2 separate regions of the Homo sapiens genome follow, and region 2 is linked to region 1. A link is a loop called in an ENCODE intact Hi-C map of the cell type or tissue named here. Cell type or tissue: heart left ventricle. All regions are shown on one strand. Each heading gives the region's core, and the rest is flanking DNA. Links, peaks and the distances in the headings are about the cores only.

Region 1 (9,233 bases), core at 6,708-9,207:
GTTCAAAATAAATTTTAGGTTGATATGATAAAAAGGCCAGGCACGGTAACTCACGCCTGTAATCCCAGCACTTTGGGAGGCTGAGAGGGACGGATCACTTGAGGTCAGGAGTTCAAGATCAGCCTGGCCAGCATGGCGAAACCCTGTCTCTACTAGAAATACAAAGATGAGCCGGGCATGGTGGTGGACACCTGTAATCCCAGGTACCTGGGAAACTCAGGCAAGAGAATCGCTTAAACCTGGGAGGCGGAGGTTGCAATGAGCCGAAATCACGCCACTGCACTTCAGCCTGGGCAACAGAGTGAGACTCCATCTTTTAAAAAAAAAAAAAAAAAAAAATTCTTTGTGTCCACTGACAATCCATAAACTTAAGTATATAAAATCTTGGTGAAGCACCAAGTAAAATAACCACAATCTCAACGAGCTTATTCCTGGGACTGCTAGAAAACTGAAGCACCAGCAGTTCTCAAAGTATAACCGATAGACCCATACACAAGTCTTTGAGATGTCTTTCAAAAAGTAATAAAAGTTTCATGTTGTTCATTTCTTTTCATCTCTATATGGAACTGAAATATACCTGGAAATAGCTAAGAGAATGGAATGACAATAGTAAATTTGGGCAAAGCCAATGCAAGCTTAATCAATTTTTTTCACTATTTAAAATAAATGTATATCCTAAATACCACCTCATTCAAATTTGATGTACTACCTTATATCCTTCTGGGAACATAGCATCTAATTCCTCATCAGAAAGTGGGCGATTTCTCTCATCAATTTCTCTTTCCCACCGCCAAGCCTGAAGCTGTTCAGGAGTCATACTCATTATGTGACCTACCAAGAAAAGCAAATTTTTATATAATCTATAGTACAAGACTGTATTATTACATACATTGAGATAAAAGACAGTTAAGATCAATCCTATTATTTGCTTTTATATTATAAACGCAAACCAAGACTTAAATTTGTATATCTCCTTATTCTTACTAGAAGTTGACATTAATAGTACACAGAATACCACAAAGGAAAAAATTAAATAATTTATGGAGAAAAAAACAATTATGTCCAATGAGACAGTTCTACCTGGAGTAGGGGTAGCCATGTTCATGGCTGGTGTGCCAATTGGTGTCTTTCCAGGGGTCAGAACTGGAGTGCTTCCACCCATCTGACTAGCTGGTGTTTCATCCCACCGTGATTTTCTTTTACTGGCTCCAGGAGTCGGTGTTTCACCAATAGAATCTCCACCTCGATCTGTTCGAGGAGTCTCAGCCCATCCACTTCCATGCCCAGGAGTATCTTTAAAAAGAAAGAGTGAGTAAAACCACAATTTTAATCACTGTTAAAATAATATTCTTTATTCTCAAACAGTTATACTCAAAACTATCAAGTTCTAAAATAGAATATTCCTAAAATGGTGACCCATTTAAAGTTGTTTGAGACCAGCCTGATCAACATGATGAAACTCTGTCTCTACTAAAAATACAAAAAGTAGCCAGGTGTGGTGGTGGGCGCTTGTAATCCCAGCTACTCAGGAGGCTGAAGCAAAAGAATCACTTGAACTGGGGAGGCAGAGGTTGCAGTCAGCCGAGAGCGCACCACTGCACTCTAGCTTGGGTGACAGAGCAAGACTCCATCTCAACAACAACAACAAAAAAAGTAAATTTGATGTTATGTACATTTTTCCATAATAAAAAACAAAGGGTAAGTCAGGCACAGTGGTTCATGCCTGTAATTCCAACACTTTGGCAGATCACTTGAAACCAGGAGTTCAACACCAGGCTGGGCAATGAAGCAAGACATTGTCTCTACAAAAAATTTAAAAATTAGCCAGGGGCCGGAAGCGGTGGCTCATGCCTGTAATCCCAGCATTTCAGAAGGCCGAGGGGGGCAGATCATCTGAGGTCGGGAGTTCGAGACCCGCCTGACCAGCATAGAGAAACCCCGTCTCTACTAAAAATACAAAATTAGCCGGGCTTGGTGGCGCATGCCTGTAATCCCAGCTACTCAGGAAGGCTGAGGCAGGAGAATCGCCTGAATCCGGGAGGTGGAGGTTGCAGTGAGCTGAGATCGCGCCATTGCATTCCAGTCTGGACAACAAGAGCAAAACTCCATCTCAAAAAAAAAAAATTAGCCAGGCATGGTGGCATGCCCCTATAGTCTCAGCTACTAAGAAGGCTGAGGTGGGAAGATCACTTGAGCCTAGGATGTCAAGGCTACAGTGAGCAAGACCCTATCTCTAAAGAAACACACAAAATCAAAGGTTACAGCCTACTAACTTTACTTTTACCTAAGGTTCTTCCTTAAATCTTAAACCACTTCAAGAAGTGGAAAAAATTAGGCATATGAACTGTTCTATTCTTAATCTGTCCCCCAAAAGCAGCTGGTTATTTATACGTGTCCACCCAGGAATAAACAGAACACATTTCAGTCTGTAAACATATCACTCAACATTTCACCCACACACCCATACTCCACTAGAAGTACCTCTCTCTGTTTTGGGGGTTTCATCCCATCTGTTTTTACGAGCACTGGAAGTTGCGCCTCCATGGCCTGGTGTCGCATGGCCTGGTGTATCACCTCGTCCAGGAGTAGCAGCTCCCGCTGGTGTGTGGCTAGGTGTAGGATCCCATATTTTTGAGCCTGGGGTTGCTCCAGGAGTCTCGCTTCCCTTTGCACGACCTGGTGTCTCATCCCATCTTAAGGAAGGAGTATGCCCAGGGGTCTTAAAAAAGCAAAAAAATTTTATTTCACACACCCACACAGAAATAATTAGAAAATTTCCATAAAATAAAAAACTTTAAACGAAAAATGTTTTAGTTCTATGCACTATAATTAATGAAAAGTTAGAAGACACTACCTCTACTTATAGGAAAAGATACCTACTTTCTAGCAAATGTTTATGATTAAAAACAATGTAAAGTTTCAATCCGAAGCACTGACAAAAGTCCCAGCTTAAAAAAACAAAATATTATCGATATGAATCTTTGATATGCCATTAATAGCTCTGTGACTGGGGGAAATCACTGAGGTTTCTCTATCTAGATCAGTAATCGAAGGCTTTCAGCTCTAATTACATTAGTACTTCTCAAAGTGGGGCTTAGAGACACATATTTAGGGGAGAAGGAATTCGTGTGTTCTAAGAAAATAGTCCTGTTGATGTTTTGTTTAATTGTGTGTGTTTAATTAATATAAACATGCTTTAGATCACCTATGTAATTTTTTTTTTTTTTTTTTTTTTGAGACAGAGTCTCGCTCTGTCACCCAGGCTGGAGTGCCGGGGCATGATCTTGGCTCACAGCAACCTCTGCCTCCCGGGTTCAAGTGATTCTCCAGCCTCAGCCTCCTGAGTAGCTGGGGTTACAGGTGCCTGCCACCACGCCGGGCTAATTTTTGTATTTTTAGTAGAAACAGGGTTTCTCCACGTTGGTCAGGCTGGTCTCGAACTCCTGACCTCGTGATCCACCCACCTTGGCCTCCCAAAGTGCTGGGATTACAGGCGTGAGCCACCGCACCAGGCCCCACCTATGTAATTATAACCAGATACCGTCACATGATTTCAATCTTGAGATCAGTTTGTATGTACAGTTACATGTGTACCAAATAATATTACCCTAGCTGATGCTGGCAAGATTAATGAAAAAAGATGAGAGGTGGATTTTCATTTGTTTTTTGACACAGGGTCTCACTCTGTCGCCCAGGTTGAGTGCAGTGGCACAATCACGGCTCACTGCAGTCTCCACCTACCAAGCTCAAGTGATCCTCCCATGTCAGCCTCCTGAGTAGCTGAGACTACATACAGGCGCACACCACCACACCCAGTTAATTTTTTATTTCTTGGAGAGATAAGAGTCTTACTATGCTGCCCAGGCTGAGAGGTGGGTTTAAGTAACATCAAGGGTTCCACAGTAGTTCAAACAGAGAGTAATAGTTGGACAACTGACTGCATGTAATAGCAAAAGAATCTCCACCAATAAAGATAGTATCATATCAAAGTAGCATAGAGTTGAGTGTAAAGAAAACAAAATTTGTACTTATATACTGCCTCGTAAGTATTCCACAGGATGTGTAATGTACTTTATATATTTGTTTTAAAGTTGGGAGCTCTTGGCCGGGTGCGGTGGCTCACACCCGTAATCCCAGCACTTTGAGAGGCCGAGGCGGGCGGATCACAAGGTCAGGAGATAGAGACCATCCTGGCTAACATGGTGAAACCCCGTCTCTACTAATACAAAAAAAATCAGCCAGGCGTTGTAGCGGGTGCCTGTAGTCCCAGCTACTCGGGAGGCTGAGGCAGGAGAATGGTGTGAACCCGGGAGGCAGAGTTTGCAGTGAGCCGAGATAGCACCACTGCACTCCAGGCTGAGCGACAGAGTGAGACCCCGTCTCAAAAAAAAAAAGAAAAAAAGTTGGGAAAGTTGGGAGCTCTTATAGACACAAGGACTTCATCTACCTTTATGTTTGCAAATTTGCATGGTACCATTAAACAAGTTTAAGACTCAATAGTTTTTCCCTTAAAAACATACTACTCAGGGCTGGGCATGGTGGTTCATGCCTGTAATCCCAGCACTTTGGGAGGCCAGGCAGGCAGATCAATTGAGGCCAGGAGTTGAGACCAGCCTGGCCAACATGGCAAAAGCCCATCTCTACTAAAAATAAAAAATAAAAATAAATAAAAATAGCTGGGTGTGGTGGTGCACACCTGTAATTCCAGCTACTCAGGAGGGTGAGGCATGAGAATTGCCTAAACCCAGGAGGCGGAGGTTGCAACAAGCCAAGATCACGCCACTGCACTCCAGCCTGGGTGAGAGTGAGACTCTGTCTCAAAAAAAAAAAAAAAAAAAGATTTTACTATTACTCAGGGTTGAAAAATTCTGGATTAGGTAAATAAAGCACACAAATTGTTTAAAATCTCCATTCTGGCATCTGTCCCTCCTGCTGAATTATAAGGAAAGGTGGGAAATGAATTCTATTATCTATTGTAATTCCTACAATTATGACTAGGGTACAGTTGTATTAAATGAACAGAATTTTTAAAAAAGTCTGAGTCTCTGATTTAATTTATTTATTTATTTATTTATTTATTTATTTGAGACAGAGTCTCACTCTGTCACCCAGGCCAGAGTCCAATGGCGCAGTCTCGGCTCCCTGCAACCTCTGTCTCCCGGGTTCAAGCGATTCTCCTGCCTCAGCCTCCTGAGTAGCTGGGATTACAGGTGCCTGCCACCACACCTGGCTAATTTTTTGTATTTTTAGTAGAGACGGGGTTTCACCATGTTGGCCAGGATGGTCTCAACCTCTCGACCTCAGGTGATCTGCCCGCTTGGCCTCCCAAAGTGCTGGGATTACAGGCGTGAGCCACCGCGTCTGGCCGAGTCTCTGTAGTTTTTATAAGAAAGATATCAGCATATCAGCTCTCATGCCAGGCGCAGTGGCTCACACGTGTAATCCCAGCACCTTGGGAGGCCAAGGCGGGTGGGTCACCTGAGGTTGGGAGTTTGACACCAGCCTGGCCAACACTGCGAAACCCTGTCTCTACTAAAAGTTAGCCAGGCGTGGTGGCAGGCACCTGTAATCCCAGCTACTTGGGAGGGTGAGGCAGGAGAATCACTTGAACCTGGGAGGTGGAGGTTGCAGGGGACCAAAATCATCACTCTAGTCTGGGTGACAGAGCAAGACTGTTGTCTCAAAAAAAAAAAAAAAAAAAAAAAAAGATATCAGCTCTTGTGTCTAGTTATGTGCATACAGTTAAACAATTAACAGGAGGACAAACTTCTTTCTCTTTCTCAAACTTAGTACTGAATGTCATCCATAGAATTAAAGTTACTAGTTACTTGGCTGGACATGGTGGCTCATAACTGTAATCCCACCACTTTGGGAGGCCAAGGTGGGGGGATCACTTGAGGCCAGGGGTTCAAGACCAGCCTGGCCAACATGGAGAAACCCTGTCTCTACTAAAAATACAAAAATTAGCTGGGCGTGATGGCACATGCCTGTAATCCCAGCTACTTGGGAGGCTGAGGCACAAGAGTCACTTGAGTCTGGGAGGCGGAGATTGCAATGAGCTGAGATTGCACCAATGCACTCCAGCTACCCATGGGTGACAGAGCAAGACTCTGTCTCAAAAATTAAAATTAAAATTAAAAATAAAGCTAGTAGTTACTTATATTGAACAGAACCAAATCCCTCCTACATATAACCAAGCAAATGAGAAGTCCTCACCTTAAACTAAATTGTTTAGAAATTATGTATTAGGTTTTATATATCCCTGTTCTGGGTTTGGGGAAATACTGCATGATCTGATAGGTTTTTTCTTGGTTTATAAATTAAATCTATAGCAGTCTAGGCTAGAGCTAATAGTGATTTAGACTAGGATGGTAGAGGCAGAGATCATGAAAAGTGGCTAGCTCTTTAATATATTTAAAGGTGATGCCAAGAAAATGTATATGGGTAGGATATGGGGTAAGAGAATAAGGAGTATAGGATGACTCCCTAAATGTTTTTTTGTTATTGTTGTTCTTGTTTTGTTTTGTTTTTTTTTTTGAGACAGAGTCTCGCTGTGTCGCAAGACTGAAGTGCAGTGGCACGATCTCCTCTCACTGCAACCTCCACCTCCCGGGTTCAAGTGATTCTCCTGCCTCAGCCTCCCAAGTAGCTGGGATTACAGGTGCCCGCCAACATGCCGGGCTAATTTTTGTATTTTAACTAGAGTCGGGGTTTTCACCATGTTGGCCAAGCTGGTCTTGAACGCCTGACCTCAAATGATCCACCCACCTTGGCCTCCCAAAGTGCTGGGATTACAGGCCTGAGCCACTCTGCCCAGCCCTTAATGTTTTGCTTGAGCCAAACAGACACAGGAAAGACCAGGGGAGCAGGACTGAGAAGACATGTATGCGAAGAAAATCAATAATTTTCTTTTAGAAATACTGATTTTGAAATGCCCATTGAACAGCCAAATAAATACGTCAAGCTGAACAAATACGCAAGTCTGCGGAACAGAAGCAGAGGACAGATTTGTAAGTTTGGCAGCTATCTTATACAAACGGTACATAAAGACAAGAATGAGATCCTAGGGATTGAGCACAGATGGAAAAGAATCCAAAAGACTCAGCACTACTATAACACCCCAAAGTTCAGAGGTAAGAAGAATGAGGATCCAGCAAACAAGACTAAGGAGTAGTAGCCACTGAGATTTTGAGGGGAAGCAAGAAAGACTAAAACCCAGAGACTGAGAGAGAAAAGGGTATGAAGAAATGTCAAATATTCTTGGTATGCTAAATCATGTGAGAAATGAAAATACACTTTTTAAATTTATCAATTAGGGGCCAAGTGACCTTGACAAGAGATTTTAGGTGGAATAGACTAGAACTACATAAAAAGACTAGAAATTACATAAGACTAGAACTATGTAAGCAGGGAAAGCAAGTACAAACAACTCATTCAAGGCATCTGTGGCTCATGCCTGTAATCCCAGCACTTTGCAAGGCTGAGGCAGATGGACTGCTTAAGCCCAGGAGTTTGAGATCAGCCTGGACAACATGGTGAGACCCGTTTCTACAAAAAAATAAAAAACTAGCCAGGCATGGTGGTACGTGTCTATAGTCCCATCTACTTGGGGGGTTGAGGTGGGAAGATCATTTGAGCCCAGGAGGTGGAGGCTGCAGTGAGCTATTATTGCGCCCCTGCACTCCAACCTTGGCAACAGAATGAGACCCTACCTCAAGAAAAAAACAAAGAACAAAGCACTTTGTTCTAAAAAGATATAGAAACAGGATTGTAGCTGAATGCGGATGTGAATGGGGTTAAGAGATGTTTTCTGCAGGTTTTTTGTTGCTGTTATTAAGACAAAGCACGATAAAACATGTTTGCTGGTGCTGATAATCTAGTATGGAGAAAAAAATTAATGGTACATGATGAGAGTCTCCAAGAGGGGAAGGGAAATGGTGCATAAGCAAAAGAGTAGCTTTAATTATTTATTTATTTATTTTGAGACAAAGTCTCACTCTGTTGCCCAAGCTGGAACACATTGGCGTAATCTCAGCTCACTACAACCTCCACCTCCCAGGTTCAAGTGATTCTCCTGTCTCAGCCTCCCAAGTAGCTGGTACTACAGGCACACGCCACCATGCCCAGCTAATTTTTTTTGTATTTTTAGTAGAGACAGGGTTTCACTACGTTGGCCAGGCTGGTCTTGAACTCCTGACCTCAAGATCCGCCTGCCTTGGCCTCCCAAAATGCTGGGATTACAAGCGTGAGCCACCGCACCCAGCCGCTTTATTTTTCTAGCAATGATTAAATATTTTCAAGTGCTTTCTAAAAAATCAATTTTAAAGACCTTTCTATTCAGGATAATGACAAACATAATAAAGGCACATATGACAGTTTAACATAATTAGCTACTTTTATGCAGCACTTATATCTTTTAGTCTGCAAGTATATTATTAAATGATAGAAAACATCTAATACAACCATTTCTACAGAACTAGGAAATACATTTCTAAGAAAGATTTTACAGATGCCATCGTTTTGTTTTTTTGAGACAGGGTCTTACTCTGTCACCAGGCTGGAATGCAGCGGCATGATCATAGCTCACTGCAACCTCTACCTCCGGGGATCAAGGGATCCTCCCACCTCAGCCCCCACCACCCCCCATACCCCAGTAGCTGGGACTACAGGCATGCACCACTATGCCCAGCTAATTTTTTTTTTTTTTTTTGTAAAGACAGGGTCTCCCTCTGTTGCCCAAGCTGGTCTCAAACTCCTTGAGCTCAACCAATCCTCCCACCTGGACCCCCAAAGTGCTGAGATTATAGGCATGAGCCAATGCATTCAGCCTCCAAAACAAATGTTTAAAAAAAAAAAAAGGTAGGAGAGTAGACTGGCCAAGAGAAAGGAGTAGCATTGACTATTTGCTGCCAGTAGTGAGGGGCTTAAGTTATCTATCCAGAAGATAAGGAAGACCACTATATCATACTCAACCTCCACAATGTAACATACCTACAGGTCTGTATTTAATATTCTAAAAAGAACTTTCCTTATTCCATAATATGGACTAAATTGCATGCCCCTCAAAATCTGTATGTTGAAGTCCTAACCCCCAGTGTGACTGTATTTGGAGACTGGGCCTTTAGGGAGGTAAATTAAGGTCAAATGGGGTCATGAGGGTGGGGCCCTAATCTAGTAAGACTGATGTCCTCATAGGAAGAGCATGGACAACAGAGCTTGCTGGCACAGAGAAA
Region 2 (9,233 bases), core at 3,866-6,365, 60 kb after region 1:
AGCCCTTGATTTGTTCCACTTATGAGGTAAAATTGGTAAAAAGTAATCATTTTTTAGAACACAGAGGCCATAATTATATTGAATACCTTTTTCTGCATAAATGCTAATGAACATTTCTTTTTTATTCTATTTCTTGCAACCTTGAATATTCCTTCATTCTGTTTTTTACAAATCTGTAGATTGTAAGATACATGCCATGACTTTACAACCAGCTTAATAACAGTTTTAAACTTAATAATAGTTTTAAATTAACACCAAATGAAAGAACACATTGCATATAAGATGCAGAAACAGGCTAGGTGCAGTAGCCCATGCCTGGAATCCCAGCACTTTGGGAGGCTGAGTCAGGTGGATCACTTGAGGCCAGGAGTTTGAGACCAGCCTGGGGAACATAGCAAGACTTTGTCTCTAGTGAAAATAAAATTATCGGCTGGATGGGGTGGCTCACACCTATAACCCTAGCACTTTGGGAGGCTGAGGCGGGCAGATCACCTGAGGTCAGGAGTTCGAGACCAGCCTGACCAATATCATGAAACCCCGTCTCTAGTAAAAATACAAAAATTAGCCGGGCGTGGTGGCATGTGCCTGTAATCCCAGCTACTCAGGAGGCTGAGACAGGAGAATCACTTGAACCCGGGAGGCGGAGGTTGCAGTGAGCCGAGATCGTGCCATTGCACTCCAGCCTGGGCAACAAGAGCAAAACTGTCTCAAAACAAATAAAAATAAAAATAAAATTATCCTTGTGTAGTGGTGCCCACCAGTAGTCCTAGCTGCTGAGAAGGCTGACGAGCAGATCACTTGAGTCCAAGGGTTCGAGCTTGCAGTGAACTATGATCACATCACTGTACTCCATCCTGGGCAACAGAGTGAGACCCTGTCTCAAAAAATTTAAAAATAAAACATGCAGAAATAAGGTAATATATTTTTTTCATTTTTTTGCATCTAGAGTCTGGTAACTTTCTTTTTTTATTTTTTTGAGATGGGGCGCTACTTTGTCACCCAGATTGGAGTGCAGTGCTGTGATATTGACTCAGTGTAACCTCTGCTTCCCTGGCTCAAGTGATCCTCACACCTCAGCCTCCCGAGTAGCTGGGACTACAGGAATGCACCACCACACAGGCTTATTTTTGTATTCTATGTAGGGATGGGGTTTTGCCATGTTTCCCAGGCTGGTCTCGAACTTCTGGGCTCAGGAGATCTGCCTACCTTGGCCTCCCAAAGTGCTGGGATTACAGGCGTGAGCCACCGCACCCAGCCTAGTAACTTTCTTTTTCATATAATCGTAGTTATAGAAAACTTAAAGCAATTTGTGGCTTTTTCTTTGCCAACAGGTAATATGGGAGTTGTTCTCTGTACAGGCAACTTGGGCATTGAATTTTAAGAAATGGTGGCAATTTTGACTAAATTATCGTGTGCTGTTCTCAGCTCTTGAGTAATTTTCATTAAAGCATTATAGACATTAATAGGACAATTGGGGCCAAGCACAGTGGCTCACGCCTGTAATCCCAGCAATTTGGGAGGCCGAGGCGGGCAGATCACTTGAGGTCAGGAGTTTGAGACCAGCCTGGCCAACATGGCGAAACCCCATCTCTACTAAAAATACAAAAATTAGCCGGGTGTGGTGGTGCATGCCTGTAGTCCTAGCTACTTGAAAGGCTGAACCAGGAGAATCACTTGAACCCAGGAAGTGGACGTTGCAGTGATCTGAGATCGTACCACTGCACTCCAACCTGGGTGACAGAGTGAGACACTGTCTCAAAAAAAAAAAAAAAGGACAATTGGGAAAATTTGAATAAGGTCTATATAAATTAGATAATAGCATTATTATCTAGTAGTAGTAACTCCCTCTGTTAATTTCCTGATTTTGATAATTGCAGTATGGTTATTGAAGACATTAAAATAGGGAAATATGGGTAATGGGTACATGGGAATTCTTTGTATTATTTTGTAGTTTTTTTTTTTTACAAAAATGAAATTATTTCGTAATGAAAGATAAACATTTTAATATTTAGAGGATATTTGGTCCTTAAAACACAGTTCTCAAACCAGTTGTCTTGAATTCTATATGGAACAATGAGAGGGTATAAATAAAGTTCTGAAAGGGTATCCAAGGGAGAGAATACAGTCATGGGTTCTTAGTTTCTGTTTCTGGTTGGGCCAGTAAAGCCTCTTCCTCATCCCTCTTTTCCACTTAACCACTAGAGACAGAAACTAAAACCCATGGCTTCAGGCTGTTAAAAGCCTAAAACAAAACAAAACAAAACAACAACAACTACAAAATAAGGTGGATTGGACAAGCTTGTCCACATCATTGGCTACTTTAAGATTGAACCACGTGGCCGGGCGCAGTGGCTCATGCCTGTAATCCCAACACTTCGCAAGGCCTAGGTGGGTGGATTACCTGAGGTCAGGAGTTTGAGACCAGCCTGGCCAACATGGTGAAACCCCGTCTCTACTGAAAATACAAAAATTAACTGGACGTGGTGGCAGGTGCCTGTGGTCCCAGCTACTCTGGAGGCTGAGGCAGGAGAATCGCTTGAACCTAGAAGTCAGAGGTTGCATTTGAGCCGAGGTTGGGCCATTTCCAGCCTGGGCGACAGAGCAAGGCTCCATCTCAAAAAAAAAAAAAAAAAAAAAGAAAGATTAAACCACTTACACCATCTGCCCTGTGGGTTAGGCACACATGTGCATGCACACTTCCAGCCTCCTCTTCCTGCTGGTGCTTCTCAGTGATACCTATGAGAAGGATCACTTTCCTTCCTTATTTCCTTTTGTGGGATAGGATGGATCTAAAAGGGACACATTAATAAGAAGGCATAGTGATTAATGTATTCAGCAAAGGTTTTTTCCAGTCTTCTCTTATTAAGAAACAGACTTTTTCCCTTGAAATGAGATTTCATTGGCCTTCTTTATGTAAGCTTATTGTGCCAGCAATTGTGCTTGTTGCAGTAAAAGAAGATTCCCTCTTTTGTGGGGGTGCTAAAAATCCCACCTACATACATCCACACAATTCTACCTTAGATACCCAGTTCATAGTGTGAACACCACTGTCCTAAGTGGAGATTTAGTTTAAAAAAAATCTTTCTGGCTGGGCACAGTGGCTCATGCCCATAATCCCAACACTTTGGGAGGCTGAAGTGGGCAGAATTGCATTAGCCCAGGAGTTTGAGATCAGCCTGGGCAACATGGCAAAACCCCTTCTCTACGCCCCCCCCCACAAAAAAAAAAAAAATATATATATATATATATATATATATACACATATATACATATATATATATGTATATATACACGTATATATATGTATATACGTATATATATACGTATATATATACACACACACACACACAAATTAGCCACATGTGGTGGCATATGCCTGTAGTACCAGCTACTTGGGAGACAGAGGTGGGAGGATTGCTTGAGTCCAGGAGGTTGAGGCTGCAGTGAGCCGCAATTGTGCCACTGCACTCCAACCTGGGCAACAAAGCGAGAGTCCCTCTCCAGGAAAACCAAAAAAAAAAAAAAAGCAAAAAATAATTTTTTCTAAAATAATTTTCAATATTTTCCTACAGATTTCTTTTGAATTTCGATCACTTCTACATTCCCAGCTTGCCACACTCTTTTTTGATGAAGTTGTGAAGCAGATGGTAGCTGCCTTTGAAAGAAGAGCATGTAAGCTGTATGGTCCAGAAACAAATATACCTCGGGAGTTAATGCTTCATGAAGTCCATCACACATAAAGGCAAAAAAGAACTGGTGCCACCTGCTTCTGACTTTAGTTTGTTCACTTTTAGGAAGTATTTTCATGACATGTTTTCAGAAGCCAGAAAGCATTTGTTAAACGCAGCTTTGGTTATAAACCTGCACCATTGAAAATTTGCACATAGAATATAGACTCACTTGTACATAGAATTATTTCTTCAAGTATAATTCAAAATAATATGGACATTATCATGTTCTGCATTACAATAATGGGATGTCATCACCATTGCTAGAATACTGGCATGATTCTTCTGAGCAGAAGTTGAAACTGTAAATTTAAACCTTTTAATTATCACCTTACCTGAAAGAGGTTAGTTAAGATATTCACACAGTATGTATTATATTAACCATATCACACTTAAGTTATTAAATTCAGACTATTTGTAACTTATTGTTATAGGGCCTGCCGTATGGCTTAGGATATTTGAGTAATCATATATTTAAAGTAAAAACTTTGGGCTGGGCACAGTGGCTCACACCTGTAATCCCAGCACTTGGGGAAGCTGAGGTGGGCAGATCAGTTGAGGTCAGGAGTTCTAGACCAGCCTGGTCAACATGGCGAAACCCCATCTCTACTAAAAATACAAAAATTAGCTGGGCGTGGTGGCACACACCTGTAATCCCAGTTACTTGGGAGGCTGAGGCACAAGAATCGCTTGAACCCGGGAGGCGGAGGTTGCAGTTAGCCAAGATCGCCCTGCTGCACTCCAGCCTGGGCAACAGAGGGAGACTCTGTCTCCAAAAACAAAAACAAAAACTGTTAGTGAAGGTTCCCTGGGACTTTTGATATTTTAAAAATTGTTCTTATGACTAGTAGATAAATTCATTGCCATAATGAGGCTAGCTCCCAGATAAACAGTGTATTTTCTTCTTTTTTTTTTTTTTTTTGGTGAGTGGTCCAGAGCTTTAAGCTACTTTTCCAGTAGTTTGCCACTTTCTCCGAGGTAGTTTGGCTGCTCTTTCAGTAATGCTAATTGTGTGTCAAATTTTGTCTACAACAGTAGGCAACAGATGAAGATAAGTTGGTTGAATGTCTCCAGCACTATGCATCCCTATTTTCTATTTATTGTGTACACTCACTTTCAGTAATGTGTTTCAAACTGGTATTTTTTAAAAAACAAATCAATGTAAGGACTGAAGTTGAAGTAGCAATGTAATAAAGTTAATTTGTTTATTTTTTGTACAGTTAGTTTGGTTATTGAAATCTTCCTATATTGTTTAAATGTGTATTTGCATAGACATAGTAAAGTGTTACAGCATTTCATGTCTTAAAAATATCTATGAAGATATCTAAAATATCTATTTCTATGAAGAAACAGACTTTAACAAATATAAGCAAAATTCAGTTTTCTTTTAACCAGTCATTGATCTCCTGTCCTCCTTTCACTACATACCAACAACCCTCTGGCATTAAACTTCCAGTGATAGTGCTATTAACTTTGTTTCCTCAGGTCAACAAGGGACCTCAGTAATTAGTTCTCTACATAAGTATATATATGGGTATTAATTTGTTTAATAAATCTGTTTTGAGCACCTGCTTTCAATCAGACACTGGGTATAGAGTGATGAAGGATTCATATCAGCCTCTACTCATGAGGAGCCAGGTTGTGCTCTCACACAAGGTAAGCAGTATCTTTCCACTTACAGATGAGGTATTTGCCAAGAGCATAAGTAGTTTGTATATAGTTATATACCTTTTTTTTTTTTCTTTTCTTGAGACGGAGTTTCGCTTTTGTTGCCCAGGCTGGAGTGCAATGACGCGATCTCAGCTCACCGCATCCTCTGCCTCCCACGTTCAAGCAATTCTCCTGCCTCAGCCTCCTGAGTAGCTGGGATTACAGGCATGCACCACCACACCTGGCTAATTTTGTATTTTTAGTAGAAACGGGGTTTCTCCGTGTTGATGAGGCTGGCCTCAAACTCCCAACCTCAGGTGATCTGCCTGCCTCAGCCTTCCTAAGTGCTGGCATTACAGGCGTGAGCCACTGTCCCTGGCCAGTGTACCAATGTAGCTTTTTAAATAACAAAGTTTTTTTTTTTTTTTTGGCTGGGCACGCTGGCTCATGCCTGCAATCCCAGCACTTTGGGAGGCTGAGGCAGGCAGATCACGGGGTCAAGAGATTGAGACCATCCTGGCCAACATGGTGAAACCCTGTCTCTACTAAAAATACAAAAATTAGCTGGGTGTGGTGGCGTGCGCCTGTAGTCCCAGCTACTCGGGAGGCTGAGGCAGGAGAATCACTTGAACCCAGGAGGCGGAGGTTGCAGTGAGCAGACATCACATCACTGTATTCCAGCCTGGCGACAGAGGAAGATTCCACCTCAAAAAAAAAACAAAAAACAAAAAACTTTTTTTTGTTGTTTCGTTTTGTTTTTTGTTTTTTTGAGACAGAGTCTCAACTCTGTTGTCCAGGCTGGAGTGCAGTGGCACAATCTCGGCTCACTGCAACCTCCGCCTCCCAGGTTCAAGTGATTCTCCTGCTTCAGCCTCTCAAGTAGCTGGAGAGTATCAGCGCGCACCACCACATCGGCTAATTTTTGTATTTTTTAGTGGAGACGGTTTCACCATGTTTCCCAGGCTGGTCTTGAACTCCTGACCTTAAATGATCTGCCGGCCTTGGCCTCCCAGGGTGTTGGGATTATAGGCGTGAGCTACTGCACCCGGCCACAAAGTTTTTTTAAAATGGCAAAGTCATTTAAAGCTTTTTAAAAATAAGACTCAGACATTTTATTATCTCCATGTACTGTATTCTCTTTTTTAAAAAATTATTTATTTATTTATTTATTTTTAGAGACAGAGCTCCCTTTGTTGCCCAGGCTGGTCTCAAACTTCTGGGCTCGAGCACTCCTCCTGCCTCAGCCTCCCAAAGTGTTGGGATTGCAGGCCTTAGCCACCATGTCATGCCTGTATTCTCTTTTGATGGAAATAGGAACCCATACTTTATCACTCCTTTTACAAATGCCAGCCAGGTACAGTGGCTCACACCTGTATTCCCAGCACTTTAGGAGGCTGAAGTGGGTGGATTGCTTGAGCCCAGGAATTTGAGACCAGACTGGCAACATGATGAAGCCCCATCTCTACAAAAAATACAAAAACTCATTTCCCCTTTGCGAGGGTGCTCATTGGTTTATGTTAAATTTTAAGGAAGTTGTAAACTTGGGGCTAAACTCAGTTGCCTATGTCTCTCAAATTCTAGAAATTAGTACTAAAATTATCCAGGTGTGGTGGTATGTGCCTATAGTCCCCGCTACTCAGGAGGCTGAGGCAGGAGGATAGCTTGAGCCTAGGAGGTCGAGGCTGCAGCGACCCGTGATCATGCCACTGCGTCTCAGCCTGGGCAACAGAATGAGACTTTATCTCCAAAAAGAGACAAAAATGGTTCTAGTAGTGTTCTAATAGTTAACTCCAGTGTTCCCTTTATACAACAAACACAGTGATCATTTGAGTGTTAACAAATGGATCTTGGGTCTTTGCAGGTACTTAAGGCCAAGTTTAGAGTGTCAGAGTTTATATATCTGGAGTCCATCTGATTCTGCGTAACAGCATTCTAAGCTCAGACCTTCCAAGAAGGAGATAGACCTGGTCAGGAGTTTTTCTGAGGGCAATTTTACGATACTCTCCTTTTATTTTTCCTCCCCTGTTTATAAGAGAAAGAGTTCATAAGATCGTGATATATAGACCTCTGGAATTTCATGGGACTGACCACCTCAGTTTTCAAGGCTCAAGTTTTTAGGCATTTAACAAAATTATTTTGTTTTGCACACTTACATAGCACTAGATGCCAGGCAGTTTAAAATGCCTTGTAAACATTTAATCATAACTTTTTGAGGTAGATACTATTATCCTCATTTTACATAGAAAAAGTTTTATAAAGAGAGGTTAAGTAACTTTTCTAAGGTCACAGTGACTGGTAAAGACAGGATGAAAACCCCACACATTCTGGCTCTAATATCTATGCTCTCTTGTTTGCTTTATCTAGCCCAACAGTCTTGAGGCCATGACTTCTGATTCTGTGGTGGGCAGGTCTATGCAAACCTAGCCACAAAAGCTGAGGAAACTGAGAGGCAGAAGAAAGGTGGACAAATCCAGTTTCTCAGAAAGAAACATTTAATAGGGACCTACACACAGGAGCAGAAGCCATGTTTCGGGGCGGCTGCAAGATAAGATGGTGGATCCCCTGATGGATCATCATGGTCCCAGGGCTTATATACCTTAGGCAACTAAGGGGCGGGATTTGTAGTATGTGTTACAAAGCAACATCAAGCTTGTTTTGACCTAAGGGCAAGATTTGCAGTGAACAGTAGATAAAGTAGAACTCTTAGAGGCATTGTAGACTTAAAACTTGGCATCTATGCTTTACATATAATAAGGGGGAAAACAATATCATGTCTATAAACTTTTTGAAAATGGCATCTGGCCAGTGGAATCTGAGTGGAAGACTGGTGGGATGGGGCTGTTAGATAAGATTTTTCTCTTTGTGGGAGGATCCTTCGAAGAGAAATTCTCCTTATTTTTACCTGATTTGAGAACATGAAGTTTGTAGCTACATCTGCCATCTTTTCGCTATGAGGAAGAGCCAAGGTAATTCAGAGAAGCCAACTCAGAGTTCTAACATCATTAAGGGTGAATGAACCAACCCTGTAGTTGCCAACTTTGCACTTTTGGTTATGTGAGATAACAGACATCTAGTGTTGAATTCACTTTTAGTCTGGTATCAGTGGTTACTTGCAGCCGCCCTTCTGCCCCAGTCTGAACTGGTTGCTCTCCAGGATGTTGCACAGCTATAATTGCAGGGCTTCCTTGCAATCATCCTGGGACTTCCCTTCCTCTTTCCTCTTTGGGACCTGCTATTTCCTGAATTTTTGGCTTCCTCTTATTTTGATGTGCTCTCTCAAAATGCTGGGGCAAATCCACTAGTGGCTTCCTGAGAAAGGGCTAGTGAGAGTAAATTTTTTTTTTTTTTTTGAGACAGAGTCTCACTCTGTCACCCAGGCTGGAGTGCAGTGGCGCAATCTCGGCTCACTGCAGCCTCCGCCTCGCGGGTTCAAGCGATTCTCCTGCCTCACCAGTAGCTGGGATTACAGGTGCCCACCACCATGCCCAGCTAATTTTTTTGTATTTTTAATAGAGATGGGGTTTCACCACGTTGGTCAGGCTGGTCTTGAACTCCTGACCTTGTGATCCGCCCACTCAGCCTCCCAAAGTGCTGGGATTACAGGTGTGAGCCACAGCACCCGGACTCAAGTTTTTATTTTTATACTTTCTTTTTTTGTATTAAGAAAAGCATGGGCAGACACGGTGGCTCACACCCATAATCCCAGCACTTTGGGAGGCTGCAGTAGGCGGATCACCTGAGGTCATGAGTTTGAGACCAGTCTGGCCAACATGGTGAAACCCCATCTCGACTAAAAATACAAAAATAGCCAGGCATGGTGGTGGGGGCCTGTAATCCTAGCTACTCAGGAGGCTG

Evidence for each region. A loop is a pair of places that touch in the nucleus more often than their neighbours do. Peaks named below come from ENCODE experiments on the same cell type or tissue, not always from the same donor. Only the 100,000 strongest peaks of a DNase experiment are listed, where the experiment ranks them.
Region 2: a loop joins it to region 1, with 2.0 times the contacts of the local background. A loop is called at or near these places in 31 of 110 quality-filtered maps.

Annotation. Positions count from the first base shown.
Region 1 is chr2:197,407,289-197,416,521 of GRCh38, forward strand. It overlaps SF3B1 (splicing factor 3b subunit 1), which reads right to left. Exons shown (of 25, transcript NM_012433.4): 7 at 2,482-2,719; 8 at 1,081-1,293; 9 at 710-831. Among named protein-coding and RNA genes, the nearest start is that of SF3B1, 23 kb to the right of the region's middle. In heart left ventricle, for the core only: no CTCF peak of the experiment used is centred there; no DNase peak of the experiment used is centred there.
Region 2 is chr2:197,470,185-197,479,417 of GRCh38, forward strand. COQ10B (coenzyme Q10B) reads left to right here. Exons shown (of 5, transcript NM_025147.5): 5 at 3,573-5,126. The coding sequence ends at 3,740. LOC124907951 (a long non-coding RNA gene) reads right to left here and starts at 2,857. Exons shown (of 2, transcript XR_007087903.1): 1 at 2,657-2,857. In heart left ventricle, for the core only: no CTCF peak of the experiment used is centred there; no DNase peak of the experiment used is centred there.